Linked DNA regions of Mus musculus: region 2 is linked to region 1. A link is a loop called in an ENCODE intact Hi-C map of the cell type or tissue named here. Cell type or tissue: heart. All regions are shown on one strand. Links, peaks and the distances in the headings refer to the core of each region. The heading gives the core; the rest is flanking DNA. Region 1 holds the start of Gm52145 (a long non-coding RNA gene). Region 2 has its middle 75 kb from the start of Gm52145.

What was found. A loop is a pair of places that touch in the nucleus more often than their neighbours do. Peaks named below come from ENCODE experiments on the same cell type or tissue, not always from the same donor. Only the 100,000 strongest peaks of a DNase experiment are listed, where the experiment ranks them.
Region 2: a loop joins it to region 1, with 2.1 times the contacts of the local background. A loop is called at or near these places in 2 of 42 quality-filtered maps.

What each region holds. Positions count from the first base shown.
Region 1 is chr14:55,428,960-55,445,570 of GRCm38, reverse strand. Gm52145 (a long non-coding RNA gene) reads right to left here and starts at 6,404. Exons shown (of 3, transcript XR_003951215.1): 1 at 6,265-6,404; 2 at 2,022-2,143; 3 at 929-1,789. In heart, for the core only: a CTCF peak has its summit at 6,929 (motif pointing right); no DNase peak of the experiment used is centred there; H3K27me3 peaks cover 471 bases.
Region 2 is chr14:55,355,541-55,372,151 of GRCm38, reverse strand. No RefSeq gene overlaps it. Among named protein-coding and RNA genes, the nearest start is that of Gm52145, 75 kb to the left of the region's middle. In heart, for the core only: no CTCF peak of the experiment used is centred there; a DNase peak (open chromatin) is centred at 9,611; H3K27me3 peaks cover 489 bases.

The DNA of each region.
Region 1 (16,611 bases), core at 4,485-9,484:
TTAAATAGGAAGAAAGAAAGGATGGAAGAAAGGAAGGAAGGGAGGGAGGGAGGGAGGGAGGGAGGAAGGAAGGAAGGAAGGAAGGAAGGAAGGAAGGGGTCATACTAAGTCTTAAGTCGGCATCTGCTAAGAGGTATTTTTCTCTCCTTTATTTTAGAACTTCCTGCTCATTATTAATCTGAATTTTTAGCATAGTCATTCTTAAGAAATATTCAGCAATTGATCTCATGCCCAGTTCATGTTTTTTAATTTTTTAGCGAGGTGATTAAATGAGCGTGCTGGACCAAGAAGGGTAGAGAGTAGAAGAGTGTTGGGACCAGTAGATGGGCAGATGTTGTTTTTCTTATGAGTGAATTTTTAAAATCAGCTCCTTTGAGAATTTTGTATAATATATTTTGATCATATTCACTCCTTCCCATTGTTCCCACCAGATCCACTCCTTCCCCTTACCTGTCCACACACATTTATGTTCTCTTTTTCTTCTATAAGAAACACATTGTTAAGTTTCAAGCCCAGGACAAACAGATGAGGTGCCTATTTAACATAACAAAGCAGACCTGGCCTCCAGGTTCTCCCAGCATCCCCTAGTCCCTATCTGTTACTGGATATGGCTGGCATACCCTGCCCACTACTGTGAACGCTCCATCCAGCCCAGGGGCTGGGCTGTCCTTCCCCCAGAGGCTCTTCCCTGTATAATCCAGACACTTTGGTTCCTCGCCCCTTTGGTACCTTTGACCTGGCTGCTGCAGCTCATTCTTCTCTCTCTCCTCTCTCTTCCCCTCCCCATGTCCCACATGGCCCAGCTCAGCCTGGTCATGATCATTCTGGACTCTCCCGGCTGTGTCTGCCTCTGGCTCTGCTCTCCCACATCTCTATAATAAACTTCATCCTCCATCATACCTAGGAACAGTCATGTCCTTTACTTTCCTTTTTCTTTCTTTTTTTTTTTTTCCTTTTTAGTTCACTCACACACCAAGCGCTGTGTTCCTGTATGCTCTTGGATGTGTGATCTTCAGTGGAGCATGGTCAACTGACTTTCTCCCTCTTCACAGCCATCAATTGCCATTGTTCCTTAGCTGCAGGTGGGACTTTGCTACCACCTCTCCTTTCTGTAATGAGATTTCGACTGGATTGAGCTTTGCAACTCTTATGTGCATTGTCTTAGCTGCTGTGGATGCTTATGTGCCTTGCTGAGTCTAGGAAACAGTGTTCTTATAGTTGGCCACTGACTCTGGCTCTTACAATCTTTCTGTCCTCTTTTCTTTCATGATTCCTAAACCTTGAGTGGGGGTGCTATGTTATACACGTCCTGTTTAGAGTAGAGACAGATAAGTAACATTAAAGATATCTTGAGAAAGTCATATGGAAACCTACTACTGTAGAAGCTTCCTAAAACATCCACATGCACACATATTAATAGATATTCAATGGAGTTACCCTGTAACAGGGCAACCCTACCAGATACCACAGGCCAACAAATGAAAAGCCATAACCAGGAATAGCTTACCTGTTTTGGAGTTGTTGTTCAGTGAAGTCCCATAGATACCCCAAATTACTGGATATTGCCAATGTTCTTGGTTACCCCCAGAACTTGGCGGTAAAACTATTGCCGGAGATGTCATATATAGGAGCACAAGACATAAGGAATTCAAGCTGGTACTGACCTGGGAGCTTCATCACTACTGGCAAGAATTCATAGTGCTGGAAGGTGATGTGCATGCTACCAGAGGAGAAACGTAGGGAGCAGTCTTGCCTAGTGTGCACTTTGTGAGCTGCAACAATTGCTGGCCTGGAAAGATATGTCAGTTGGTACAATCATGGCATGGATATTTTAGGAGTAACCAACCACTTTCTGACTGGATTTAAGGCCTTATCTACAAGTTGAAAGAAAACTGTATCTGACACAGATATCAGAGCCAGGAACTTGGGGCATCTTACATAGGTCATATGAGAGACCTACAATTATTACTGTGCTATATTGGTATAGTATCCCCGATGCACTGTTTCAGGCTAGTTCTCACCTTCATTTTGCAATATTTCCTGCATGATCCCGTTATCCCTCTCCTGGGCTATGGCCATCTCTAGGGTTGCTTCTGTTGAGTGGTTTTATGGCTATCGTCATGTGAATCAGTCTTAAAATCCCCTGTTGGAGAGATATAGGAAATAGGGATACTTGAAGTAAATGAATGTTGCCTGAGAACACAGAACTACCCAGCAGAACAGCTGCACTCAGAATGCTAACCCTGTAATCTCTGTGTTCTCCCCACTCTCCTGGATTGGTTCACATTTAAGGAAACCACGTTGACTATTATTCTGCCTGTCAACACGTGGGGACCAAGGCGACCCCCTTGTCAGATCTGTACCGCTTCATTGGCTTGTAGGGCTGTAGAAGTTGAAAGAAGCAATTGATGACACTAAGCTCATCTCACAACTTCCTCCTTCAGAGGGTTTGAGGCAAGACAGCAAGGAATCCAGACTGGCCTGATGCTCCCAAGTAAGAGAATTTCACCCAAATTCAGATTTAAAAGTTGCCACCAACCATTTGAAGTTTTTTTTCCGGTGTCTGCTTTATGTATAAAATGGCTTGCAAACTCATCCCTATTGGGCAATGTTTGCGAAAATAAAGGAGTCCAGCATTTCCATCTGCATGAAGATGATCTAATAATGTCTATTACAGCTCACTTGCAGAAAGATAAAACCTACATAAAATTTAAGGAACACATATTTTAGGGTTCAGAGAAAGCCTCCCACTCTTCAGTAGCTCAGAGCATGTACACATCTTTGTTTGATCATCTTGATTTTTGTCAGCAGTTTTCACTGGGGAATGAATAAAATGGAGATGATTAGCCCCAAAATAGATCATCTGAGGAAGATGAAGAAAAATCACCTGCCAAGAGAGTCTGTCCTTGTCACCAGCATCCCTCCCAGGATTAAAGACATGCTGCGCCTCTTCCCTCCCCACAAGCTGTGTGTGTGTGTGTGTGTGTGTGTGTGTGTGTGTGTGTGTGTGTGTTTTCAGGCCTCCCTGCTGCAGGCACCGGCTGCCCCAGTCCATATCCACATTCTCAGGACACCGTTCACAGTGTGGAAGCTTCTTCCTTTAACATGAGGACACACTCAGGACTCAAGTCCACTTCTGTCTTAGGTTTATTCCCCTTTGCTTTCACAAAATGATTGCACAAGCAACTGGAGGGGGAAAGGGCTTATTTGTGCCACAATTCCAGGTTACAGTCTGTCATTCTGGGGAAGTTAAGGTACCAGGAACCTGATCAGTTAGTCACATTACATCCACTGTCAAGAGCAATGAATTAATACACATACCCTGTGCTCAGCTAAACTCTATGGCCCTTGCTGGCAGATGAATCAGAATTCTGGTGCATAATGAGCAGCCCCACATACCATAAATACAGAGGCATTATTTCCTCTGTCCTCTCATGCCATTAGTGGAAGAGATGATAAGGCAGCTTAGCATCTTGTCAATTTCCTGTGTTGCCTTCTGGATCGGGAATCTTCTCTTTGCCAGTCCAGATCTACTTTTTAACCTTTCCATCTTTCTTAGACCACAAAACCTGGCCCAAATGAATGTCTATAGACTCTAGACTCGAGCTTTCTAGTGTCTGGTTGGGTTTAGCTGACATATGTCACCAACAGGATGTGGGGGTGAAGTGTGAGAGAGATGGAGGTGCTAATTATTGAAGCTCCATGCCTTCCAGTTCTGGATGTTTCTACATAGGTGGCTGCACCCCACTTCACTGGGTGGGTTGTCCTTATAGTTACTTGCACTGGGCACCAGGGTGTCCTTTTCCTAGGAGGGTTCAGGCCAAGAGATGGTAATGAAGGCAGTAGGCATGGTTGCTTTCCTAAGTTCATGTACACCTTTGGAAGACAGTCCCTTGGCTAATTATGACATCCCCACGGGGTCCGGCTGACTCCTTGGTTTTCTCCCTGACCTTTTTTTCTTATCCTCTTTGCTCCTCCCCTCTGTCTCCCTCATCTGTCTATTTTTCTTTCTATTCTTATTCTCTCTCTAATCTTCATCTCTTCACGTGACATTTATAGCCATATCCTTCACTACAGTAATATTAAGTTTATTTACCTTATTTAGGGGTGAAGATATTCTTCAAGTAGTAAAATAATGAGTTTTTAAAATATGTGAGAAATATTGCTGTTACTGAGAACATAAAAGTGTTTTCCAGAACAACCACTCTGGAAAACAGTTTGGCGGTGTCTTGAAGAGAAACACACACACACACACACACACACACACACACACACACACACACATCTGTTACATGGTTCAATCAGAGCACTCATAAATATTTACTTAAGAAAGCAAGAAGCAGGGCTGGTGAAATGGCTCGGTGGGTAAGAGCACCCAACTACTCTTCCAAAGGTCCAGAGTTCAAATCCCAGCAACCACATGGTGGCTCACAACCATCTGTAACGAGATATGATGCCCTCTTCTGGAGTGTCTGAAGACAGCTACAGTGTACTTACATATAATAAATAATAAATAAATCTTAAAAAAAAAAGAAACAGATTGCTAAAGAATGCTGGCACCCATATGTTTTTTTTTTGTTTTTTTTGTTTTTTTGTTTTTGTTTTTTTTTAAAGAAAGAAAACAAGAAGCCCAGATAGACTTTTACATGAATTTGCATAGCAAATTCTTCATTTAAAATGGCTCAAAAAAAAAAACAAAAAACCAAACAAACCCCTTTGGATATGGTAATATGTGCTCAGGATCCCACAAGCAGGAGGCAGAGTGAGGAGGTACCCGAGTTCCTGGACAACTTGAACAACCCTCCAGGCTCCATCTCAAGGAAACAATCAAGTGCCCCAGATGGAAACAACCAGCAGTTGACTACATAAACCAAATACAGTGCACATCAGAAAAGGAGACTTATTGATAAACACAGCAACCCAGACAAGTCTCAAAACAACTAGGCTAAGTAAAAGAAGTCAGATAAAAGTGTTACAGTTCATGATCCATGTTACCACTACTGTAGAGACAGGACATAAGCCAGTGGTTGTGGGAAGGCCAGAGCCTCAGCGGTTACAGGGAGTGTGGACGAGCTTTGGAAGTGTGGAAGAAATGAATGCATATGCCAATATATCAAGCTGTGCACCTTCAACATATGTAATTTCATGTCTCGGTTCTACCCCAAGGAAGCTGGTAAAAGCAACACGCTGTGATGGGGCTAAACACAGCGTATTAGTTTCCCATTGCAGTTGTGATAACTCACCATGTATTTACTGGCTTAATACAATATATTAGTTCTTATACTTCCAGAGGTCAGAGATCTGAGCTTAATCTCAGGATAAAGTCAATGTGTTGACAGGGCTGGTGTTTCTGAGAGTTATTAGGGGAGAGTCCGTTTTCTTTTCGTCTTCTGTCTTGTGTGCTGGAGACACTGCCTCATCTTTGAGGAGCATCATACTTTCTCTCCCATGGTAAAGTCACCTTCTCTTTTCCTCCCTCACTTTTAAGTACACTGTGAGTACATTAGAACCTGGTTATGCCTGGCAGTGGTGGTGCACACCTTTAATCTCAGCATTCAGGAGACAGAAGCAGGTGGATCTCTGTGAGTTCAAGGCCAGCCTGGTCTACAGAGTGAGTCCCAGGACAGTCAGAGCTGTACAAATAAACCCTTCTCAAAAAATCCAATAAACCAAAACCCAACCCAACCCAACCCAACCCAAATGAACCCAGTCAGATAAATAAGAACAATATCCCCATCTAAAGATCTTTAACCTAATCATACATGTAAAGTATTTTTTTTTTAATCACAGAAGACAATAGTTACAGGCTTGAAGGACTAATATAGTTACCTTTGGGACCAATATGTAGCTTGCCCATAGCTGGCATATTGTTCATTCTGCAAAAAATGCCCATTACCTGCTGTCTGGAAATAGCCTATCCCTTTCTGTTTGCACGGAGGGATTTATAGGCAGCCTTGGCTCCTGAAGAGAAGGAGCACTTTCCAGGTTGGACACTCTCGGAAAAAGCTCGCTGTGCAGAAATCATTAGCTGTGTGCTTTCTTGTGCAGAATTTTAAAGCATCCTCAGGGTATCAGCTTACATGCATCTAGCGTTCTCTCACACAAGCCAGCCTTTGTCTCGAGGAAAAAGCTCAGGCGACTGTGAGAGAGACGGCCATGTTGTGTAGAGCCAATCCTTATCATAGAGGTTTCAATCTGTGGTTTGTTAATTTATCTTTAATGATGGCTCTGGTCTGAATAGTGAAGTCTCGGGAAAATCCTCACCTGGATTACTCTGTAGGATTCAGATCCCAGCCAACATGTACAGCCACCTGTAGGGAGCTTTGCTATAGTGTTCTGATTCCCAAGGGAGGATGGACCTTCTAAGCTCTGTGGATCTCAGGCTCTGGTCTCGCTGTTCTTCCTCAGAAAAGCAGGAGACTAGAAGCTGCTTTATGCCGGCAGATGGGGTCAGAGAGAGGCTTTAGGATGGGGGAGGTAGCGGATGGAGTCAGGTAAGGCTATTGTTGTCTAAGCCTCTGTGGTGGCTGCCTTGTTCCACACCAGCAGGGGCTCAATATGTGGAAGCCATGCCGACTAATCCAAAATTATCTCAAGACTGGGTATTATCCGTTATATGAGCTCCTCCAAAGGGGAGAATCATAAACAAATGAGAAACACAGACTTAAATATGGCCTGTGTACCTGTGTGCATATGTGTCTTTAGCAATGTCTTTGATGCCCCCGGCGTTGTTAGTTCTCAGGCTGCAAAGTGAGGGGCTATCTGCATACACAAAACACTTGCTGAAAGCAGGGGAGCTCGCATTTGTTCTTACTTGCTTCTCTGACAGGCTGGACTCCCACACTTTGTGGAGTCTGGAGACCCTGAAGCCTGGGGAAAAGGTGTAGAGGCAGGGTCAGGCATGGGCGTGGCTTGAAGTTCCTTCCCTTGCCTGAAGGGGTCAGCAAAGGACTAGGTAGGGCAGAAACTTTTTTTGACTCTCAGGAGAGCCCCAAGTCCCCTGGAGGACAGATCTGCCTGGCTGCTTGTGGTTTCTCTGCCCGGATATTGCCAGATCTTGACCCATGTGTTCATGTTCCCTGTTTCTGTCGAGATTCTCAGGTGGGCCTTAGTTGCTGAGACTACAAAGATAAAGATGGGGAATGGACTCAGAGGCCCAGATGGAATGGTCTTCTTGAACATTCCTGGGATGTTTGTGTCCCAGCCAGGGCCTGCAGCCAAGCCACTAATGAGAGGAAGATCATTTCTGCATTAAATAAAATTGTGGCTGAATGAAGATGTAGGAATAAAGTAACAGTTCTAACGACCCCCCCCGAAACCCCCTCTCCCCAAACCTTTCACTTCTCAAATTGCATGCAGTCATCTGACTCCTTGTTTCTGTGCTAGGAAAACGATGGGCCATCTGAGTGAGAGGCTGGAGGAATGGTCATCTTGCTTCTCGCTCTTTGTGTCTGGAAGGTGAAGTTAGCCAGGAGACACCGAGGCAGAGGGGGACAGTAAGCAACAAATGCAGATGCCCTAGACGACATCTCACACTCCACAAGTTTTCTTTGGTTGCCACAAATTCAAAAGTTATATTCCCAGTTAAAAAATATATTCTAACATTTCTGTCTTAATTCAAATATAAGAATAGATCCTTATTACAAAAGAATTAGGAAAACTAAAGCCTCTTTTTGCTTTTGCTTTCAGTTGGCCAGTTGTATTGAGGAAAATATCCTTCTCTCTGTATGTAGTGGCTTAAAAATGTGTTTATGAATATTTGATGCTGTTTTCTTCGAAAGGTAAAGCTTGACGATTTGTGCTGTCTAAGGTCAGAGTGTGAGGGTTAATGCGACTGAGGCCTCTTCTCAAGCCATCACCTCTGGGATAACGGCCATGCTGTGAAGACATTCAGGTAGACACATCTGTAGATGGACATGTCTGGTGTTGAGGAATTGAAGCTTCTTGCCAACAGCCGTGTGAGCAAACCATAAGGAAATGATTAAAGAAAGCTGTGGGTCTACCTCAGCGGCAGAGCAACTACTGTCTTGCATGTCTGAGGCTGGGGGTTCAATTCCCAACACCATAAGAAGTTACTAGCGTAGATCTGCTAACCTGTGAAGTCATAGACGTCTCAGACATCCGATCTCTCTGCAACTCAAGACTTCTCAGGAGCAGCGGCAGCACACACAACCCCAGGCACGTGTCTACACTGACAGAGCACCCACACTATTATATGATGGCTATTTTAATAGCCTGGCTTGTATGGTGGTTGCTGGCATTTGCTGCCCTGGCTGCCCTTGAGAGTTAGAGGCCAGGATGACTCAGGTCCTTTGTCTCGGAAATTCGGCTTCTAAGTACGCTTATGAAGAAAGGGGGGTACACTTGAGTGTATATGGATGTCTGCTGATACCACTGTCAGTGCAAAACCACAGACCTCACCTTAACAGGAAATAAGATTCATTCTGGAGCCAAATATGAATGAGCATGGTATGAGGACACATTTAGGTTACCCCAAATTCCATCTTCCGATGTGAAAGCAGATTCTAGAAGCTTTCATAGTAACAGAACAAAGAAATGTTACAAATCAAGGTATTCTTGGAAACACATTGGCAGAAAGCTCAGAGAGGCATCACAGCCAGGTGGAGCATCTCAGTTATAGGCCTCACGTGTTCTCTGATAGCATTCTTAGACTTTTTATTGGTAGAAAAATATATCTTTTCTTTTCTTAAGGTTGTTAATCAAGATGTTAGGTCTGACACATAGGTGGGTAAGAGATGTCTTGTTAGGAGGCTAAACATGGCTCAAGATAAACTGTAATTGAACTGTAGATCTGAAGCATTTCAACTTCCTAAACCACTGACATTCCCATACCACCGAGCCAGCCAATCAGCCGCTGCAGGCACAGGCACAGCATCCCAAGAATTCTTGTTCATAAAACCTAGTGGTGTAAGGACGGGCTCACTTTCTCCAACAATCAAAGAATAAAGGCAAGCAAGGTTTGAAAGTCAAGTGAAACCCAAATTTATTTAAAGGGGACAGTTTTATTAGTGTTTAAAGAATTCCCGAGGAGGGCAACTATAAATGTCAGAAGCTGTTGGGAGGAGAGTGGAGAGGAGGCCCAAAAGCCATATGATGTTTGAGCTAAGACAGCACAAAGGACAGCCACGTGGCAGCCACATGGTCGGGTGTGTAGCTTTAGAGAAAGAGTAAGGGAGTGTCAGAAAAAGCACATTTAGGTTCTGGCCAGCATCACGGGAACTGCACGAGGGGGCAAGAATTCTGGGAAGGAAAAAGAAATCCATTCTCTATTGAAGGGATGACTACTCCACCTGTCTCCCTTGCGTGGTTTGAGGGCTGTCTCTTCGCCAGGCTACTGACCTGCCCATCTGGATTAACTGGTCTAGGTTTTGGGTAGCTTGGAATATTAGGCCTCTATGAAGGCTAGAGACTTTATCCTTTTGCCCAGAAGACACGGGTTTTTCTTCAATGGGCCTAAACTGTTGCTGTATGATCAACCCCTCTGAGAAGGTAAGCCTAAAATCATTCAGGAGACGGGCTGGAGTGGGTTGCTGGGTATTATCCATTTTCACTACGAAAATCTAGAGACACAGTTCTGATGCTGTCCTCTAGAAGAGAAGAAAGTTTGTTTTATTTTTATTTCTGTGTCTCTTGTATGCGCCTATGTATGGAAGCCAGGAGAGAGTATCAGGTCCCCTGGAGCTGGAGTCGTTGTGAGTCGCAAGATGTGGGTGCTGGGAACTGAACTTGAGTTCTCTGGGAGAGCAGCAACTGCCGAGCCATTTCTCTAGACAAGAAGATATTATTTATGTCTGAACTGGAGTTTCAGCTACCATCCTTCATTCCTTTCCTCAGGAATAGCTCCAGCACTCTTCAGTGCTAATTTAGGTAGAAGAGAGAAACCTGGCATTTCTGTCAATGAACCAAGGACATCCCCACAATTGCTGTGTTTGTGGTCCCTGTCCTCTGCTGCCTCTCTAGCTTCTGCTCCTGTTCCTATCCCTGGTGCATCCAAAAACCTGATATTCATTATTAAAAGTGGTTATATCATTATATAGACTATATATTCCTGTGGTTACATCAAGGGAGTAGTGACTCCATTTACCTGAAGGATCCCGGGACCTTCATTAAGCTTGACACCCCCTCATGCCTATACATATAATTCATTGGAGGCATGGATTGTTGCATGGCTATATTCTTAGGTATTCCTGGAACTCTGAGTTCCATGCGGCATAACTACTGGGTTAAGCCACTGCCCTCACATCTGATCCCACTGTGTTTCCTATAATAGAGCTTCCTGGAAACTGTGGAGTTGTCAGAAACTAGAGGCCGGTAAATGACTCTGTTTCTCCTTCATTCCGTCTCAGATGCAGGAGGACACAGCAGGACAGCGTCCGGGCTGGAACAAGAAGAACTTTTCTTTCTAAGCCAGAATTTTCTTACTACAGTTGGTTATATCATCCCTGGTCTTACAATGGGAGCAGGCTGATTTTCTTTTGGTGTTGACATTGGTTTGGCCACAAGCTTCTTTTTGACAGAATGTCTCCAGTCACAAGACAGGATTCCTACACATGCCCTTGCTCAATCAGCTCAGTGAGAAATGTTTGCAGAGTTAAAGTTATCTCTCCAAGTAATCTTGCTTCAAGTAGACAATACAAGGAAAGAGAGATAGAGGAACTGTCCCAGCTCCATATGGCTGCAAACATTACTGCCATCTCATTTCTATAAAGAGTTCTGGTCACCACACACACACACACACACACACACACACACACACAGACACACAGACACAGACACAGACACACACAGACACACACAGACACACAGACACACAGACACACAGACACACACACACACACACACACACACACACACACACACTACACGCACACCCTTTCCCGCTGCAGAGTGTTTGTCCTTCACTGTTTGGAATAAACAGTCCAGTCTGTTGTGGTCAGATGTCTATCTTTTTCTGCCTTTTGTCTCTTTGCACTGCCTCAGAAATCTAACACTCTTCAAATCTGATTTGGGTATATCTCTGATTCAAGCTTTCTCAGAAATTCCCATGAATTCAGTTAGACAGACATGAGTGACAGAAGCGTCCCATGCTGAGGACGTTTGCGAGAAAATCTTGTGATTGGTAAGCAATGCTGTAGTAGGAAGGTATTCATCTGAGAATCTGTTTATACCTTGTGAGAGCAAAAGTTACATTTTTAAAGTTTTTATTATTGTGCCTAAGAGATCCATAAAAGAAAATTTCCTTTAAACTGCAAGCCCTTTGCCCGAGGACAGATACTCCCTGAGATGCTGGAGGCTACTTTATGCAAGCTAATAAGCCATGTTCTCACTCCCCTAGACAAGTCTGTTTGACCCAACTGCACCTGGTATTCTTGATCACATGTAGGCGGGAGCTATGCAGGCAGGAACTATATTGGGATGTATGCTTGCTCGTGATTGAACCTGGAGGGAAATATGTAGCTTGTGGGGTTGCCTTTACAAGTCTCTGCAATTTGACTTGAGGCCGTTTTTTTTCTGAGAACCCTGGAATGAACCTGGCTAAAGCCCGACACCCTGGCCAGTATTTTATTAAAGCTTGCTTCAAAACTGACTTAAATTTGTGGTAGTGGTCTTATTCTCACTGGTGGGATTAACAAGCCGCTAGGACCAAAGGGTACTGAGTTACAGAGTAGTTTGGGCAGAGCTGGGAGGAACCAGAGAAAGTTACAAACAGGAGATCTAAACAAATCTACCTACCTAAACTACTGTTAATCCCACCCAGTGAGAATAAGACTACCCTGGTAGTAACCCAAGATGGAGTGTGAGGTCTAAAGTTATGTTTAAAATTTAAATTACTGCACTTAAGAGATCTATAAAACAAAAATGCTTTAACCTGTAAGCCTCACTTGCCCAAGGCCAGGTAATTTCCTGGAATGCTGGGGGCTGTTGTTCATGTAAGATAACAAGCCGCAGGGTTTCACTTCTGGATTTAAGATCTACAGTATATGCTGGATCCCATGTAGGTGGGAGCTATGTAGGCAGGGAGTACATCAGGATGTGTGCTTGCTCCCAATTGGATGAAGGTGGGAAATACATAGCCTTGTGGGTTTTACCTTTATAAACATTGGATTAATATAATTCACAGCCATTCTTTGGGAATTCCAGGTAGGGACCTGGCCAGTATTTAATAAAGCTTGCTTCAAATTTGGCACAAAAACTGTGGTAGTGGTGTTATTCTCATCTGGTGGGATTAGCAAGAGCCAGCTCTGAGCTGCTTTCTGCCTTACTCAACATCCAGTGGTCAAGACTATCTTCTGACCTAGATGAATGGTTCCTCATTCTGCTCTTGCTGTGTTTCGACAGACTCTGTGTGTGTGTGTGTGTGTGTGTGTGTGTGTGTGTGTGTGTGTGTGTAGGTCAGAGGTTGACACCTGGCATCTTCCTCAGTTGTTCTCCACTTTATTTTTTGAGACAGTGTTTCTCCTTGAACATGGCTTTCAGTAATTGGCAAGCCTGGCCATCCAGTGAACTCGGATCCTCCTGTCTCTGCCCACTGTAGGGCTGTGCTGGCTTGTAAGGAGCTGCTGGGGTCTGCACTCGCGTTCTCTTACTCATTCTGCAAGTACTTTACACACAGAGCCATCTCCTCAGCTCCTTCCATTGGATTTTACGGCAAATTCTTTGGCTTCTCATCCCGAGGCTGAGCAGATCTGCCTCTGGCCATCTCCCTAGCTTCCTCTTCCTTTGCTTCATCCCCTTCTTTTGTGGTAGACATAAGAACACTCTGTATCTCATGCTTGCACTATCACCCATCACCGGGATTGTCCCTCAGAAGTCTTTGGAAGTCTCTGTTGAAAATAACCACGTCTGCAGGGAAGCTCCTAACCCCACCCCCATTTAGTTTTAGTCATACTCCGTGTCTCATCTTTTTTTTAATAGAACCCAGGACCACCAGCCCAGGGATGGCACCAACCCCAGTGGGCTACGCCTTCTCCAATAATTACTAATTAAGAAAATGCCTTACAGCTGGGTCTTGTGGAGGCATTTTCTCAATTGAGGCTCCTTCTTCTCTAGCTTGTGTCAGGTTAGCACAAAAATCAATCAGAAAAAGGAGGTAGAACAAAACCTAATACAGCAAAATTGGATAAAACAACAAGCAGGAGGAGAAGAGCCAAAGACAAGGCACAGGAAATAGGGACCCACTCTGTTCACACACTCGGGAATCCCGTCAGAACACTAAACCGGAAGTCATGATATCGAACAGAGGAGCCTGCGCAGACCAGACCACGTGGCCTCAGTCTCTCCATTCATTTTCCCAGCTGCACTTTAACCCTGCAGTAAAGCTGATGTCCACGTGGTCTCTGGAAGTCAAGTTGTACAAAGCGGTTTCAGAATTCTACCATTTGCCGTGCTTCAGAAGTTAGCAGAATGTTGCTCTTCGCAATCCTCAGGGCCTAGGGGTGAGCAGAGAAGAGAACACAGATGCCCAGTCACACTGGGGCAGAGGTAGTAGCTCCTGTGGAGGCTACTCCGGGTTTTTTGCCTTGAAGGAAGACATGAAGTGAGTTTTCGATCTCAAGCAATCCCTGTCACATTTAAGCCACGGTCAGTAAGATGTGGGTGTCATAACCCAACAGGGACTACCAGTATTGCTTAAAACAGAGGGTGATATTTTCCCATAGATCTGTTGCCAAGAACTGGAAAACTATCTTAGTTCTTGGGTGAAGTGGCCTAAGGTAAGGTGCACCTTCCCTGACAAAGAATGAAGCAAGAGTCAAAAAAGAGATTCTGTGAGATTTCTTTAAAAATTACATTTTATTTTCTTACTTATTCACTTTGTATTCCGGCCACTGCCCCCTCCTGGTGACCCCCTCCTACAATGTTTTCCCCCTCCTCTTCTCCTCTGAGCAAGTGGAGTGTCCACCCCCCCCCCCCCAGCTGGCACTTCAAGACTGCTGAGGTTAGGCACTTCCTCTCCTATTGAGGCCAAACAAGGCAGCCCAGCTAGAACATATCCCATATACAAGCAACAACTTTTGGGATAGCCCTCATTCTAGTTGTTCGGGACCCACATGAAGACCAAGCTGCACATCTGCTACATATGTGCAGGGACGCCTAGGTCCAGCCCGTGTATGTTGTTTCGCTGGTGGTTCAGACTCTAAGAGCCCCAAGGGTCTAGGTTAGTTGATCCTGCTGGTCTTTCTGTGGAGTTCCTATCCCTTTGGGGGGCCTGCAGTCCTTCTTCCTATTCTTCCATACGAGTCTCCAAGCTCCATCCACTGTTTGGCTGTGGGTGTCTGTATCTGTCTGAGTCAGCTGCTGTGTGGAGCCTCTCAGAGGACAACATGCTCTTGTCTGATGCATAACAGTGCATCATTAATAGTATCAGGGATGAGTGCTTGCCAATGGGATGGGTCTCAAGTTGGGCTGGTTATTGGTTGGCCATTCCCTCAGTCTCTGCTCCATTCTCTGTGCCTACATTTCTTGTAGACAGGATGACTTTTGAGTTGAAAGTTTTGTGGGTGGGTTGGTGTCTCTATTGCTCCACTGGAGTTCCTGCCTAGCTACAGGAGGTGGCCTCTTCTTAGTGAGCTTTTAATGACATCCAAGTATGGGAGCAAGGTATACTTTGAGAGAATGGCTAGGCAAGAAGGCAGAGCAAGAATGAAGAGCCAGCTGCCCCGAGGCTTGAACTGGTTATCCCTGTCACTGAAGTGTGCATGGAAACTGTTCTATCCAGAATGATATGAGCCTAAGGCATAAAAACTTAACCCTCTCTACTTTAACCAACTGAAGAAGAAATAGTTAACCACATTCTATTACTGTTGGCTTAACTCGGTAGTCAAAGATTGGGTGTGGCCTGAAACCTGGGATGGGAGTTTGAGATAGGAGATAACTGACTACATTTATGACCTCAAGCTTACCCGTTAGCTTGATTCTCGATTCTAGTCTTGATTGGGACTAGAAATGAACAGCTAATTGCACTTACTGTCTTCAGGGAGCTCTTCAGCTTTGCGGCCAGTTTAAAGCCACCGCTATCAGCTCATCTTTGACCTAACAGTTAAGAACTCCAAGGGACTGGTCTGCTTCATCTCTTTGTTTTTCTTCAGGCTCATTATCTGCATATTGCCTGAGGAGGCCAGAAGAGGGTGTTGGATGCAGTGAAACTGGAGTTACAGATGGTTGTGATCCTCCCTGTAGATGCTGGGAACTGAACCCTGGTCCTCTGCAGGAGCAGCCAGTGCCCTTAGCAGCAGAGCCTTCTCTCTGCCCCTGGTTCATGTTAAAGAAGTCAGAGAAAAGCATTTGAGGATTGCTTGCTGGAGCAGGGCAGGGGGAGGGTATAGGGGACGATCTATCTGCTTGCTGCCAGTTTTGCATGTGAAAATTTCGAGCTGCTTCTGAGAATGCATTTCCAATATGGATTCCCTGACTCCTGGAATACCCCAACAGACCAGTGGCTGGTTTACTAGGTTAATTTTTTGTGTGTAGTTTCTCTATCCTTGTAAAGGAGATCTCTTTTATGGACAGTTTGTAGTGAGGGCAAGGGAACTTCAGTGTTTCCCTTTAAAAATCCTACATGAATTTCACAACATCTTACTCGGAAAGGTCTATAGGTTTTATCACACATTCAAGCTATCAGAAGATGCTAATGACACACACGTGGCTCGTTCAGTGGTCTTCTCTTTTGCTCAAAGCTAACAGGATTGTTCTGGCCAATCTAACTTGACTAGCATCAGGTAGCTAACCTTTCTTTAAATTAATCTCTTTTTTTTTATAATAAAAAATCCTCTTATGTCAAGCATCATGTATTTTTCTTAAATGCTTGGCTGAACCTAAAATAGAATTGAATCTTTGAAAGGTTAGCTTGATAAAATTATCCAAGAAGAATTACATGTTTACTTTAATCAGTGCTCTTTATTATATGAAAGCATTGGAAGTATAGGATAGTAAGCAATTAATCATAAATGTAGCAGTCTGTGAGTAAGAATATACTCAGAGGTATTATTTTATTAAGACCTTTAAAATTGTCAGTGACATTATGAGGCACAAATAAAGACTTAGCAGGTACAAAATTGGGTGCATTGCATCGGTTTCTAATTTTGTTTGTGTTCTGGAGCCCAAACCTATGGCCTTGAACCAGTATTCTACCCCTGAACTGTAATTTCAGGCCCAACAATTCCCTGATCTTTCATAGATTCAGGTGTGTATGCAAAGTGTTACTTATTTGAAGAAAAAAAAAAGAATAAAATGTATGTTCATTTAAAACCACTGCTTGCCTTCTACTATACAAATATTGATTCTGGGTCAAAGTTGTACCAGTGTAAAATAATTCCTTTTTAAAGGAAATAAGAAAACAATTTATTCTGAGAAAAGCATCCGGGAATGTGAATTCAAATTACTCTAAATGACATGTTCGACTGTGTAAAAGGTTATATGAACTTTTATAGGCACAGCACATAAAAGCTCACCAATCAGTTTTAAGTCCGTGGAGGCAGCAGGAGGAGAGCTTGCAGGGTCAGGGCATTTGTGTGTGCGCGCGCACATGCGCACACATGCACATGAGCGGTGGTGTCTTCTATAGGATTTGGTGGAGGCTGGGGGGTCTGTTAA
Region 2 (16,611 bases), core at 6,797-11,796, 76 kb after region 1:
TGGTTGATGGCTTCCCTTTTAGACTGTTACACTTTGAGGGGTGGGGTGGGGGATAGGTGTTGTTACAGAAGACTTCCATGTCCCTCTTTCTCAGCTGTGTGTCTTTGCTCTTCAACACCACTGCCAAATAGCTTCCTTGCCCTTTCAGTTATAGTTTCTGGCGACAGCACAGACAATGAACATGCCCCTCCACTCCCCTCCTCCCACTGCAGTAGGACCACAGACCCAGACAAGGCCCTTGGAGGCAGCCTGGATCATGGACATTAACTTGGACTCAGGCTGCAGCATAGAACATCTGCATGGTTGCCAGTGGCTAACACAGGCCACGGATATCAACACAGACCCTAGCTGCAGTAGGACCCTGGGCCCAGCCATGGCCCTTGGCAGCATGGAGCAGAAGTCAACATGGCCTCAGGAGGCATCGGAGACCAGTCACATCAATATGGCCCCAGGGGCAGCACATTCCACAAACATCAATGTGGCTTCAGGAAGAACAGTGGTGGACACCTCCAGCCCTGCCCCAGCTGCATAAGTACCACCTACCCTCATGGTCCTCAGTAGCACCACTGACCACGGTGGTTCTCCTTTGAGGCGGTCCAATCCAGGAAATGAGCCACTTCTTATCTTGGGCCTTCATCATTGCCCAGAGCTGGGGTCATCGAGAGCCCGCTGTGTTGTAGGGAGCATGGTGGGGGATGAGTCTGCATCTGTGTAAGCTCCGGGTTGCAGCACACCACCCTGTTGACCACACGGGGCAATGACCATGAGTTCCACTATTGACTTCTCTCACACCTATCACCTTTCTCATGTCTCTAGTTCTGCCTCTCTCCCCAGCTTAAGCCCTGCAACTTCTCCATAGCACATTCATTCATTCATTCATTCATTCATTGTAGTGGCACCTGCAGGATGGTGCCAGAGTGAGGCGGAAGTGGGACAGCCTTCCACTTATCCGGCTTCTGCCTGCTGGGGCCTTGCAACAATTCTTACCTAGCACAAGTGCAAGCTTATATTTATCTGTTTCTGAACACATAATTAGTCAAGAGACTGATAGAACCATCTACGGTATGTTTACATAAAGGTGTTTACACACCAGAAACCACATTGTAACTTGGTTATTCCGTGTAGATGTGTCGCGGAGATCTTCTGAAGAGCACAGAGTGTACTTTACTTAACAGCAGTTTTGCAGTTCAGGATTAAAGAAACTCATGAAAATGTAACGATTCTCCCAACTACAGTTCATCTTGCAGTAAAGCTAACATCCATGTGATCTTTGGAGCTCAAGTTGTGGAAAATGATTTCATAACAGATCTTGCCATTTGAGTGCCCTGGCTCAGTTTGCTCTTCCAAATCCTTGGGGCTGAGCAGTGAACAGAGAAGAAAGCACAGAAAACCAGTCACACCGAGGCAGCAGTAGCAGCTGCTGCTGTGGGGGACACTTTCAGTGTTTCTGTCTTGAAGACATGAAGTAAGTTTTAGGTCTGGAGGAATCCAGATGACTAATGTCACATCTAAGCCTTGGTCACAACCCCACGATAAGGTGTGGGTGCCACAGATCAACACCCATGCTCTTTTGGTTAGGGAATGACACCGTTCTGTAGGTTTGTGGCTAACAGTAGTCTATTCCTTTTGTGTGGTTTCCCATACCCACGGGGTATATCTTCTTCTGCATGCCAGTCAGTGAAGGGACTTCCGTTTTTTTCTTTTATAAATACTAGCTGATTTTCAAAAAATTTTATGTGAGCTCCAATCTTTGATCAGACATTCTAACTCCAGACATGCTAATGAGTACATGGTATATGCTCTATGCAAGAGTAATGGTTTCTCCTGCTGAAAGCCAACAGCATTGACTGTTTCAGATAATCTATCTTGAATAAAACCAATTAGCTAAAGGTTAGGTAATCTTTTTTGAAATTAGTCTTTTTTTTTTCTTCCTCTCCATAAATCTCAAAAAAATCTTAAGTCAAGCATCATACACTTCCCTTAAATACCCGCCTAAGACATTTTTTTTGAAAGGTCAGCTTTGTAGATTTATTTAAATAAGAGTGATAATCAATGTTATTTGCTATATGAAGAAATTGTCACTGTTTTAAGCTAATCAACTAGAAATATGAATAAAAGTAAGACATGAGCAATTTTTTTGAGTGAGATGAGCAGGCTTTATCAAAAGACAAAACTAAAGTTATTTAAAGATGTGAATGGGTTATGTTTGTGATTCTAGAATTGGGTAACATCATTCTGTAAGATATAATTAAGTGTTCCAACAAGGAGGAGAGGTGTGTTTATAAGCAAAGAGCACACATGTGTGTGTGTGTTTGTGGAAGCATATATATGTGTGTTTGTGTGAGCCCATGTGTACATGTGCACGTGCGTGTGTGTGAAGAAAGCAGAGGCAAACAGCTAAGAGTGGGTTGGTTATTTCAGAGTTGTCCTACTCTAATGTGAGAACAGGGAGACAATAGAGAAGCAAATGTTTGGTCAACACAGGTGAAACCAATGTATTTTTTCATAGGATTAAAGCAGGGAACGTTATTCTCATACAGACCAACAGCTGACTGCTTAAGAATTTACCTGTCATTCCTTCTGATTTTTTGGGCAATCCAGTAACAACTTCATCTCAGTAATATAACACTTTAGTGCAAGTGACTCCATTTTGAGTTTTGTTCTAGTCTGTTGGGGTTTAATCCATAAGCTTAGTCCAAAACAATGGCATGCTGTAATTTTCATTTAACAGGCAAAAAAGAAAAAAGAAACAACAACAACCCCCCCCCAAAACTCCAAAACCATAACCCTCCCCCCAAAAAACCCAAAAAACAAAAAACAAAAGCAAACCCAAAACCTAGCAGGTGCAGTTTTGTTGTTGTTGTTGTTTTGTTGTTGTTGTTGTTGTTTTTTCGAGACAGGGTTTCTCTGTGTACCCTGGCTGTCCTGGAACTCACTTTGTAGACTAGGCTGGCCTCGAACTCAGAAATCCGCCTACCACTGTCTCAGTTTTTAAATTCTCAATTAAAAATTTGTATGTCTATGTATGCTGTATACACATGTGCATGGGTCTAAAATTTTACCTAAACTAATGCTTGATTTTGAATGCATAATACTGAACTCTGGGACAAACCTGTGAAAGTATATATAAGTTGCATTTTCTCATGAAATCAGACCATATCAGTCCCTGTTCTTTGATTTTTTCTATAATATTTTGCATTTATTCTTTGAGAAATTTTATAGATATATAAAATATGTCTTAATCATGCCTATCCCCCAACTACTCTTGGATTCCTACTTCATATGCTCTTCTTTAAAAAGAATATTGGACCTACTGAGTGCAATTAGTGCCTCTTGCATACTCATGGGTCTAGGGCCATTCACAGGAGCATGGACAACATAGCAGGAGCCTTGCCCCTTAAGAAAGATGACTTTCCCTCTTCCAGTAGCCATGAACTGTCAATAACTCCTCAGCTATTGTCCTCCGTGCAGGAATACTGACTGGCTTGGTCTTGTGCAGGTACTCACAACGACTGTGGCCCATGAGGACAACGGCCATGTCACAGCCAGAGGACAGCCTTTCAGCACCCCTCCAAAATCTCTGGGTCTTGTACTTCTTCCCTCTATTCCGTGTCCTCCCCGGAGCCTTGGCAAGGTTTGGAGGTTGATATAAATGTCCCGTTTAGCGCTAAGCATCCACAGCTATTTATTCTCAGCGCGTTCACCAGTTATGAGTCTGTGATGTCCACAGCAAAAAGGAGCTTATCTGATCAAGGCTGAAAATGATGGACCTGTAGGTAGACACATAAATATATTTAGAGGAATGATATTTTGTTGTAGGATCTAATGCTAAAAGTAAAGACACCAAGGCCTTTTTAAAAATCTATTTATTTATTTATTTATTTATTCATTTATTTATTTATTTTACTATTTCAAAGTTTAGGCCTTAGCTGGGCAGACTCTCAGCTAGCTCATTTAAGTCAATCCAACTATCTAGTTCCTGCCAGATGGCTTGCTATACCTCCCAGGCCTTTTGTCACGTCTGTCTCCTTTTGTGTATCCTGGTAAAAAGGCCTCCCTTTTTGTTCTTCCCAGAGTCATTGCCTCCCTAACAGGAAGTCCTGTCTTCTGCTTCCTGTGCAGCTATTGGTCTGCAGTCTTTATTCTACAGAAAGCCACATTCCAGTCTGAACCAATCAGCAGCAGGGCAATACTGGATCCACCCCTTTGGGTTGCCTTTTGACAGGGGGGGGGGGGAGCTACACCATCTTCTTCAGGGAAGCTTGCTTTTTAACATGATAATCTCAGAGAATCATCTTTTAGGCAGGTGAGGAGGGACAAGCACTCACATATAGAAAGCTGGTGATGGACCATTCAGAGTACAACACCAAATATTCTGCTCGCATTTTGCTCATTTCCAGATCAGCAGTTAACCTGGACCTGGGAGCTAAAATGAATCCCTCCTCCCCTAAGGTGCTCTTGTCCAGGTGTTCATCACCGCCACAGGAAAGGAAACTAACACCAGAAGGCAGTGTGACTACGGGACCAGCAAGCAAACCAACACCAGGATTTCCTCTGACCTGAGACCTCCAGACATTCTTCCTCTGTTCCTGGTAGTTGTTAAGTAAGCACAAGGAAGCTTGCTCACGAGACATCAGCAGAGATCTCACTGCTTTCCCCTGGGTGGAAGTATCTCTCCTCTCACAGAATTCAGCCCCTACTAGGATACACAAGTGGAACCGCATGTGATTTTCTTCAATTCACAAACTTCTTCCTTGTCTCTCAAAGACAAGCTCTCAGGGTGAGCAGGTATCCAGATGCAGAAGGAGCATCCTCCTCTCGGGCCTGTGCTTGTGTGGAAAGAAATTCTGTGTGCGTATGCATGCATGTGGTGGCATGAGTGTGTGTGCCACTGCGCTTTCCCATAGGGCAGAAGGGGCAATGGGTATCCTATTACATCACTTTCTGCTTTCTACCCTGGAGACAGGGTCCCAGCAATCTTCCAGTCTCTGCCTTCCAAGGCTCTGCGATTGCCCGTGTGCAGATGTGCTCTGCGATTGCCCGTGTGCAGATGTGCTCTGCGATTGCCTGTGTGCAGATGTGCTCATGTGCAGATGTGCTCATGTGCAGATGTGCTCATGTCCAGCTTCTTGTGTGGGTACAGGGGATTCTGAATTCAGGTCCTGGTGCTTGTCCAACAAGCACTTGTACCCACTGAGCCAACTTCCTGCCTTCTGTTTTTTTTGGTAAAACTGGAGACCTGCTGGACTGTAAGGAAAGATGTCCCGAAAGAGGCCTGGTATCCACCCTCATCTTCTGGAAAGTATTCTACAGACCTTGGGATGCTTTGTCTGGTAGAAGTGTTTTTGTGCCCCTCAGGCCTTGGCCCAGCCAAATGGCAACACTGTGATTTAGGTTGAGGTATTTGAGCCACACTAAGGAGGTGATTGAGTGAGGGGCCTTGCCTCACATGGTATCAGCTCGGCTTCCTGGTATGCTGGACACTGAGGTCAACCTTGTGGCTCTATCTGTACCTCTTTGATAATGGTTCAGAGTTCTAGATGCTAGAGATGTAATGAACTTCCTGTGTTGACAATGCTCTGTGTGCTCCTGCATCCGAGTCAGGAAAGAAGTGCTCTCTCCATCCCCTGTGGACAGTGAGACATTCCACGTTTGCTTCCTTTCCTGGGCTCTGCCCCCTGTGTGCTTTCCACGGCTGGTTTTAATCAGTGTCCTTTGTTAGTACAATAGCTCTCACTGAGTTATGTGCATCCTTCTAATGAATTGTTCCTTAAAAGTGAGCATAGTTTAGGGGTCTCCAATCCCCAAACTTGCAAATGAAACTATAAGTGAGGCCCATCTGATGAACTAGGTCCCAGCTTCATAGTTAGGGAACGTTTATAGTTGGCATTTGTAATAGGACTCACTAGATCAACTCTGATCACAATATGAGATTTTGGAGGAGACAGAATAGAAGGGCAAGTTTTGGTTATCCATGCTACAAGTTGTAACTGTATCAGCCACTAAACCAAGTTTCTATGGAATTTAGAAGTGGTAGACTCAACCCCTACAGAGTTGGTTCATTGGGTATGTAAGAAATTCAAACTAACAAGATTAAACTAAATATAAAATTTCCTGGTTATCATCTGTAATAATGATAGTTAAGCTGTTGAAAACAGTTGGGTAGACTAGAAGTACCTGTTGACTGTTTGCAGTACTGACAGGGCTTTTGTAATTTTCCTCTTATTTGGAAGAATTTAGAAACTTGGAGGGCAAAGGTAATGTGCCCCCTGAGTTTGGAATGACTGTGGCAATATTCTGCTGACTTAATCAAGGTAGGGACACTGATAAAGTGGAGGTCGAGGCTAAAATAGAGTAGTGCCAACCACAGCATCAATAATCTCTGATATCGCTCATTAACACACAATGCACAGCAGGCTAATCAAATGGATACTCAGTGATTTAGCCAGATAATACTGAGTTGTTTTTATCTGTCTTGGTTTTGGAAAACTGCCAATGACAGATTGATTTTGTTTGGGAAGAATTCCAACTTAGATTTATTAAATTGCTGTAGGGTTATTTGAATTTAGCATCCATTGTTATAATTTGGTGGAAGGATATTTGGACACTTTCAAGTTCTTGGTTCTATATTAATAATATGATAGTATTTGAAAGTAAAGAAGACTCTATGAGAGCTGACTTATCTGCAGAGGTGATGCATGTGACCAACAAAAGCTGGTTTACAAATCCTTCAAAGGTCCAAGAACTTATCCAAGTGGTCAAATTCTAAGGAATAAACTGGGCCAAAGCTATCCATGACATTTCATAAATGATCAAAAAGAAACTTAATCTCACAACCTGTTTATTAGCCTGTTTGGACTGGGGGAGGATACATAGATCATATCTAGAAATATTGATTGTTGCCATCCATAAACCTGCCCTAGAGAATGTCATAGGAGCTTGAACAGGATCTTCGGGTGTTGGTCAGCATCAGAAAGTCAGAGCAACAAGGGATATGAACCAAGATGGAGGAGCCTTCTTCAGAAAGTGAGAAAAACCTCCTAGCAGCTTTGTGGCTTCCCAAGACCTCATCCCATCTTCTCCATTGTACTTTGCATCAAGGACTTGACCCCTCCAATGCATAACAGGAATCTCAGTCACCCCACAGTCCTCCAGGGCCTGCAACTGAGAAGACCCTGATTCACTGCGGTCTTGGTTCTGAATACACAGCATTGAGCACATTACTACACTAAGCCAGGACCAACCAATGCTCCCTCAAGCACCTCAGCTCAGACTCGAGACTACTGTAAGTTCTGACTTACAGTGTTGTAAATGTACATGCAGAGTTTTCTGCCTTTATGGAGATATAATGGTTTGATTATGTAAAACAAGGATTTAATAGTCTTCTACAGTCGTTTCTCAGCATGTATCAAATTAGTGTATCCTTGGGTTGTGTTGTTAGGATGTTGGATTTTAAAAACTGCTGTTTGGGTTGCTGACTTGAGCACCATAAAAAAGGTCATTAAATGAATTTTAGTTTGAGATCAGTGTATGATTTTACACAGTTCCTGAAATGGTCCTAAGCACCCTCCCTTCTGCCATTCTGTAGGACATATGTATATGAAGTGGCATGCTTAGCACCGATGCCTATGACACCGCTCTGTCTCTTGGGATCTGTGGACAGCTCAGTAGCAGCCTGGACTTCACTTGCATTCTCTGCCTCATCCGATGCCCTCTAACCATCAGTTCTGCTGCTTTGCCCTCAGGGAAGAGTTAGCATGCAAGATTCCCCTTGCATTCTGGTTTCTAAGAAGCCCAATCAGGAGGGAATACCACAGCTGGGGATTGTGGTTCAGTGTCAACATGACAGAGTAGACTTGCAGCCCTCTGACTCCATCCCACCCTGCTCTGTTCTGTTTTCTGTGAGCTTTAGACCCCAGGAGAGGGTGTCTATACCTGATCAGCACCCTTCATCCAAGTACCAGGCTGGAAGCAGGAGCTTGGCCGAGGTAGGCTGAGTCGAGATCGGGTACAGAGGTTGTTCTTGCTCTAGTACAAGGATCAGAAGAAACTTTTCTTGGTTGTAAACAGGGGTGAAACCTCAAGCTTGTACCCCAGGTACAACCTCTTAACCAAATCAAAAGGGAAGATGGAGGCCACAGTCATTAGCAGAATCGGTAAGTTGGGAAGGGAGTCGTCTCCTGCTAGTAGACAGTCATGTTTGCCTAGATGCTTCTCCAAGAGTCACTGCAGGTAGCTGGCAGATTAGGACTGCTGTTGTTGTTGTTGTTATTGATGTTTTTTGTTTTCCCATGGATTAGGATTGAGTTGACATAAGAAATTGGAAGGCACAGAGCCAGGACCTCGGAAATAGCTGGTAGATTTTGCTTTTGATTCAGGCTGGACTCCTCAGATTCTCCTTAAGTCTGATTCGGAAGCAGCCAGACGTGTAATAATTTAAGCAAATTTGCCCTTTCCCTTCAGTTTAATTCAGTTCAGTTCAATCAATATTTATCAAGAGATTGCTCTGTGATGACCAAGTTCTCACAGGTATGGTAACCAGGTGTGGCCGACACAGCAAGAGGAATGAGGGAGGGGTGGGTAGGAGAGGGAGACAGATTGTAGGGTCCCCTCAGGGGGGTGGAGCTGCAGCATTGCTCTCAGGGTGTGAAGGTCCTCCAGGAAAAGGGGGTGCTCTGAGGAGGGTGGAGCTGACAGTGAGTTGACAGGATTGTCAGCAAAAGGAGCGCACAGAATCCTGGACCCAGACCTCTTGGCTGCCTCCACCTGGGTCTCCTGAGAAGAGCTTACACTCAGCTAGTCTGAACACATCCATCTCCTCTCTAACTATCTTCCCCTTATCTGTTTCACCATCATCTCTGTCTCCTCACTTAGACACCTGGGAGTATAACAACGTAGCTCCCAATACCATGGATGTTGGTCAAATAAGTGTCATTTTTTCAGTTGTGTATCATTTTGCTTGCACAATGGCATGATTGTCACGTGCAACCTTAGATGCAGGCCCCCAGCTCTCTGGTGACAATATAAACAGAACACGGTGGATTTTTGTATTATTTACCAGGGAGGATCTGAGCCCTAGCAAGGGCTACCCCAGGGGAGGACTTAGGCATTGGAGAGAGGAAGCGACTGCTGTCTCGTGGACTTTGCAGTTTTGAATTTGAGCTATGTATGGAAAGTCTAGGCGCTTGAGGGCATTGCCAAAAGACAAGCTGTGCTACGTGGGAATTATGCGTGCGTCAGATTTACATTTGAGTTTTCTAAGCAGCTTGACATTTGAGAAGAAAGTAAAAGCTGGCTGAACTATTCAGCCATAACATCTGCTTGGACTTAATTTCCCTAAGGTTTCTGGGTGTCTGTGGGATTCTTCCCTAGCACACAGCTCAGTGAGGCACAGGGCTCTGGTGCGCTCCTGCATCATTTCTACCCTTGATCTAGGTATTTGGTTAAACCTGTTTTTTGTTTTTACCAGATTGCCATTGTCAGCTAGGCGTCTTCCTGTCCCTGTCCCTGGTCCCTGCATTGCAGGAGAGTCATGAGCGTCATCTGCCAATGTCACTTTTGCATTTGGCTCTGGGTTGGAATCTGCTAATTAGAGGTTCTCGCAGGACAAGGGATGCAGAAGTGGAGTCAGCACCCTGGTTGGCAGCTGTGAGCAGCTGCTTGGGCATATGATGTGCATGCAATTCACTTCAGCTTCTGGGCAACCTCCTGAGAATCACCTGTTTAGCGATTGCAAGCAGCTGAGACTGTCAGCAACTTTCCTGACTTTGTGGAAGAGGCAGCAGTTTCTATTGCTCCCTCAGCCATTGTTACCATGGTTTAAGCTTCCAACTACCCATATTAAAACCTTTTCCACTGGCACACAGAAGTGTCTCTTTGATGCCTGACTGATAGAACAGTGCCAACCACACAGACCTCTCCACTCCTGTGATGATTGTCATAGTAGTGATGGGGGTGACCACTGGGTGAGCGCTCTTAGCAAACGCATTAAAAGATTGCGCCAGCAGCTTCCAGCTCCATGGCCAGAGACCCTTGCTGGACTGTAACAGCTATTCCTGGTGGACAGGACAAAGATGGCTACTTTTTACGTCCTGTAACCTTCCATTTGCTAGAGCTCAGTGTGACTGAGGAATTGAAGAACACAACCCTAAGATCTAAGGCTCAGGGAGCATGGTGGAAGAGGAGGTAGAAAGACTATAAGAGGCAGAGGACCAGGTCATTTGCTGTGAGATACTGTCTTCTGTGTATGTCAGGGAGCTGCACCTGGGACATCTTAACGCTGTGGTCTCCTAAGAAGACTTACGTAAGGACAGTACCAGCATGGATGGGGAGATCTCACAGAGCCCATTCCTTGATGAAGAGTTACAGGCAAGTAATGGTTGCTGAGGGGGGTGGGGGATCAGTGTTCTCCAGGAATGAGCCCCCTGATAGGTCACTGAATCCCAAGGGATCAGCTCTAAACACACAAGCAACACTACATGGGCTCAGCAGACTCCATTCATATATACATATGTGTATACATACATGTGTGCTCTGTATGTGTGACAAAAATAACTAAAGAAGAAAAGGATGAGAGAATGCACAGACATCGGAGGAGTCAGAACAAGAAGAGAGGGTGGAAATGAGGAAATACAGTACGCACATATGAAATACAGAATGGCTGTCTAGCTGAGAGTGGGGAAGGCTCACAAAACCCTACCAATAGTGGGGAACCAATGATAGCTGATGGTTTCTGGGGAAAGGAGAAGTGAATGAAAAAAAGAAAAAGAATATGGTTGGTCCTAGGTATGGAGGAGGAGAAAGTTCATTATAGAGATACCGGAGAGCAGAGAGGCAGTGACACTTAGGAGAGTCTAGAATGGACATGACCAGACTGAACTGAGCTGTGTGGGGAGGGATCAAAGGAGGAGGGAGAGCTGGGGAATCAGTAGCAGCCCGGGAGGGTGGGGTGGTGTCAAAGGTACCAAGTGGGTGGGTAGCCAAAATGGTTGGATTATATCCGGAAGAGCATCTGGGGGAAGGGCAGCCCACTCCCTGGGCTGGAGAAGTTTAAAGTATGGGACAAGGCATACCAGCCACACCCTGTAACAGGTAGGGACTGAGGGATGCTGGGAGAACTTGGTGGCCAGGTCTGTTTTGATATCTTAAAAAGGCACCTCAGCCATTTGTCCCAGGTTTGAAACCTAACAGAGTCTAAGTTTTCTTTAAGAGTGGTCCTTGGCAGGTCTACCACTATCTAGTTGATGGCTCCACACCAATGATTATATGGGCAATGCAAATTTCTCTCTGTGATTTATAAAAAGAAAATGAGAACATGAAATTAGGAGGGGTGGGACTGGAGGGTGCATCTGGGGGAGCTAAGGAAGGACTGTGTGTGTGGAGGGGGTTGAAGCTGGTAAATATATTGTATGGATGTGTAACATTCTCAAATAATAAAAAATGTAAAATTCTACATATTTATCTTTATAATCACAGATGAGTGTAGTCCTCAACCCTCATCAAGAAAACTCTTTGCAACAGATGGAGACCATTGCAGAAAACCAAAGCCAATCAAAATGCAGAGCAGTGAAGCCCAGGCCTAATGGATACATCTATAAACTGGATCTGAGGCTCAGGAAACAAAGCAGAGCAGAGGCAGAAAGACAGTAAGAGCCGTGGGATCATGGAGTAAGACAGTAAGAGCCGTGGGATCATGGAGTTAACTGTGAGATCATGTGTCCGAGTAATGTCAAATGTTATACCCATAAAGTCTCACCAGCATGCTGCCAAACATGCTGCCAAACATGAGCTGAACAAAAACACCAGCACCAGACATGCTAAAGGAGATGGGGGTGGGGGGAAGCCCACAGGGTCTCAACTATAGACCAAGAGCTACAGACATTAGGAATGCGGTGAGCAGGAGAAATGGTCTAAGCTTGGGGAAAAGAGGACACCAATCAGTTGTCCAAGACCAAATGGTCAGCCCTGAAAACATACATACAAGTACCATTATTCAGATTGGGAAGGCTATCCTTTGGAATATATATGTGCAAATACATATAGATCCTCGTGTAACAACAATTAATGACAAAAGAGGCCAGGAATTTAAAGGAGAGCATGTAAAGGTTATGGGAGAGTTTGGAGGAAAGAAAGGGCAGGAGAAAGGGATGAGATTGTATTATAATCTCAAAAATAAAATCAATAATTAAAAAAATGAAAAGGAATGGCTGGTTAAATGCATGGCCTGGCTGTAGATGATGGTTGATACTAATTGGTGCAAGTGTCACTGACTGACATTAAGTGAGAGGGACAGATGTCCTTCTGTCTTTGGGCCATCTGGGGACAGCACAGAAGAGAGTACATGGGTCACACGACGGACTCTTGTCCATCTCTGCAGACTCCTATTTCTCCAGTGTTTAGCAGAATATTGAGATAAGAATGACTTAAGGAAGTTGGCCATTTAAACCAAAGGGAGCTAAGGACAATGTGGATGTCAGTGGAGTGCATACAAATCTGTGATGGGGAGCAAGCACTGTAGCCAACAATGCTGGTTCTCATTTCCCATCAGTGTTCAATATTTCCGCAAACAGTAGTTTGTGGCAAGTCCCCACCAGGGGCTTTGTCTGGCCAGAAGACACTCATCTTGAGAGGACAGAAAGCCAAGGGATTCTTTAATAAATTAACAGCGTGAGTGTTTGAACACCTCCACGTAGAAAAGGCACTGTGGTTCCACAAAGACTTAAAAACAGAATTACCATATAATCTAGTAACTCATTGTACTAGACCACAGTCGATCCCTGAAGGGAGTTAGGGCAGGAACACAAGTTAGTGGCTGCAGGAGCAGATGCAGAGGCTGTGAAGATGTGCTGCTTACTGGCTGTCTCCCCAGGTATGGCTCAGCACACACACACACAAACACACACACACACACATATATATATATCTCCCCACAGGATTGCTCACAGGCATTTTCTCAATTCAGATTCTCTCTTCCCACATATCTCTAGGTTTGTGTGTTAAGTTGACAAAACCCAACATAGACATGTCGCATTTCTGAGGCATAGCTCATGAGAAATACTCAGAGGGCACAGAAGTTACAATTATCAGATTTAGCAAATACAGGACCCCCCCCCCCCCACCGCCAAGAAATTAGAATTTCAGGTGAATGACAAGTATTTCCTATTCTATCCCACCTCTCCTCACTCAGCAACTAAAAGAAATTGTTTGTAATCTGTATCTATTTGATAAAGATTTATATATACACTATTCAAAGGATTCTTAAAACTTTGGTGGTAAGAAAACAACCAGATTAAAAATGTACTAGAGATCTAAGCAGACCTCACCAAAGGAGATATGCAAATGATAAACAAGCATGTTTAGAGGTTTTCTAGTCTTTTCCTCACCAGGGAAATGCAAGACAAGAGGATGGAGGGACAGCACAACACACCTATTGGAAAGGCCAAACCCAAAATTCCTGGCTGCAGCTAATGTTAGTAGGCTGTGGAACAACAACAGGAGTGGCTGTTCCCTGCTGCTGGGAAAGCACAATGCACAGAATTCTGAAAGAGAATTTGATGGCTCTTTGCAAAACTAAGCAGGTTTTTTGCATATGTGTGAGCAGTGGGCGTTCATCCTCACTCATCATGACTGTTTGAGTAGGTAGGGGAGTAAACTATGGGGTATCCAGACAACGGAATAATATTATTTGCTTAAGGAAGTTTGATAGTAGTATTTGTGTGTTTATTTGTCAGTGGTGGGGATTGAACCCGGGGCTGCACACTCATAGATTGCCTTGGTAGTGAGACAGGATTCCAAAGAGGAAAACCTTGTACAGTCATCCTACAAAGGAATGACAGCTGAGACAGCCTGTCTTGCCTTAAGCAAAGAACTTCTGGAAGGAGAAGCTTCAGGAGAGAAACTGCAACATCTCCCCTCTTTCTAAGCCCTTCACTCTGCTCCTACACAGGGTCACAGTCAGCTTTTCCCCTTGGCAGAGCCCTCAATTTCCCACAGGAGAGAGGCTGACCCTTGCTTGTTGTGTGTGCTAATAAACACAGTCCCATCTGTTGAAGGTCAGACACCTGTCTCTTTCTGCCTTCTGTCTCTTTACCCTGCCTCAGAAATCAAGTGCTCAAACACTGGGCTGCATCACCATCTTAGACAAAGGAATGTTATTTACTGCTCAAAAAATTAAAGTTATTCTCCATGAAAATCCACGGAGAAAGACTGATGGCGTGTGATTGAGTGAAGGAAGCCATTCTGGAAATGACACTGTGATTCTAAGGGTGTCACATCCTGGGATAGCAAAACTATGGTGACAGTGAAGCTGACCAGTGGGTGGGTATGGAATGCTGTGGTAAAGGGAGGGATGAGCGGGGGAGGTAAAGAGGATTTTAGGGCAATGAAATTGCTCTGTATGATAGTTTAGACAAAGACATGCCACTATATCACAGTTATTCAAATGGCACAACTCTCAGCAGTGGGCCCTGCTGTAAACCATGGACATCCAGGCTTATGTGTTAACTCCACCAGATGAAAATAAGACCATCACCATATTTTTTGAGCCAAGTTTGAAGCAAACTTTATCAAATAAAGTCAGGATACTGGCTAGGTCAGTACCCAAGACTCAAGATTCCCAGAGACGGCTCACAAATCAAGTTAGTCAGATGTTCATAAAGGCAACCCCCACCAGGCCACATGTTTCCTATCTTTGTCCAGTACTAGCACACACCCTGATGTACTTCCTGCCTCCATAGCTCCCACCTACATGGGACCAAGCACTCTCTGAGCAGCTGGGGCAACCAACCTTGTTTACAGAAGAGAAAACACTTGACTTGTGGTCGTTCATGAATAGCAGCCCCCAGCATTCAGGAGGTTACCTGTCCTTGGGCAAGTGGGACTTACAGGTTAGAGGCATTTGTGTTTTATAGATCTCTTAAGCAGAGTAATTAAAATATAAGACATAACTTTAGCCCTCACACATGTCCTGTCGGCATAGGCTCATCAGTGATGACTTTCCTGCTCTGGTGGAAATGATGGTGTGATGGTCTAGAGTATGTGGGAATTTCTGCACTCCTCTCAGGGTTGTAGTGAACTTAAAATCTGGTCTCTTTTTTGAAACTATTTTTTAAAAACATTTTAAGCGTGTGTGTGTGTGTGTGTGTGTGTGTTTGTGTGTGTTGGAGAGCATATACATATGAGTACAGCTATCTATGGAGTGGCCAGATGCCCTGGAGCTGAGTTACAGGCAATTGTGAGCCACCTGATATGGGTCCTGAGAACCAAACTTGGGTCCTCTGCAAGAGCAATATGTACTTTTAACTATTAGGTAGCCTCTCGGGCTCCCAAGTGTTGCATTGTGTTGTGTTTTGTTTGTATGAAACACAGTAAAAAGAAAACCTGAACTGAGACCCACATGAGTTTTACAGTGCACTGATGGCCAGGACCTACAATCTTAGAGTCCCTACTATTATGGGGAGCTCACCAGAGATGATAGTTTCAATTGGCTTTACATTCAGATAAAGCCAATTCGAAGTCTTTACTCCATCTAGCTGGGAACACACCCAATTGTTTGGGGACGTAGATGTGGCCCCCAGTATCTCTAACATGGAGTTTTTAAGGGCAAAATCCACATCTTGTCATCTCTTTCCACAGCCACATGGGGGCTTTGCAAAAGCAAATAGTTTTTTTTTCTTTTTTTTTAATTACGTATTTTCTTCAATTACATTTCCAATGCTATCCCAAAAGTCCCCCCCCCCACTCCCCTACCCACCCATTCCCATTTTTTGGCCCTGGCATTCCCCTGTACTGGGGCATATAACGTTTACCTGACCAATGGGCCTCTCTTTCCAGTGATGGCCGACTAGGTCATCTTTTGATACATATGCAGCTAGAGTCAAGAGCTTTGGGGTACTGGTTAGTTCATAATGTTGTTCCTCCGATAGGGTTGCAGATCTCTTTAGCTCCTTGGATACTTTCTCTAGCTCCTCCATTGGGGGCCCTGTGATCCATCCAATAGTTGACTGTGAGCATCCACTTCTGTGTTTGCTAGGTCCCGGCCTAGTCTCACAAGGGACAGCTATATCATCGTCCTTGCAACAAAGGTTTGCTAGTGTATGCAATGGTGTCATCGCTTGGAGGCTAATTATGGGATGGATCCCTGGATATGGCAGTCTCTAGATGGACCATCCTTTTGTCTCAGCTCCAAACTTTGTCTCTGTAACTCCTTCCATGGGTGATTGTTTCCAATTCTAAGAATGAGCAAAGTGTCCACACTTTGGTCTTCGTTCTTCTTCAGTTTCATATGCTTTACATATTGTACCTTATATCTCGCTATACTAAGTTTCTGGGTTAATATCCACTTATCAGTGAGTACATTTCATTTGAGTTCTTTTGTGATTGGGTTACCTCACTCAGGATGATGCCCTCTAGGTCCAACCATTTGCCTAGGAATTTCGTGAATTCATTCTTTTTAATAGCTGAGTAGTACTCCATTGTGTAAATGTACCACATTTTTTTTGTATCTATTCCTCTGTTGAGGGACATCTGGGTTCTTTCCAGCTTCTGGCTATTATAAATAAGGCTGCTATGAACATAGTGGAGCATGTGTCCTTCTTACCGGTTGGGACATCT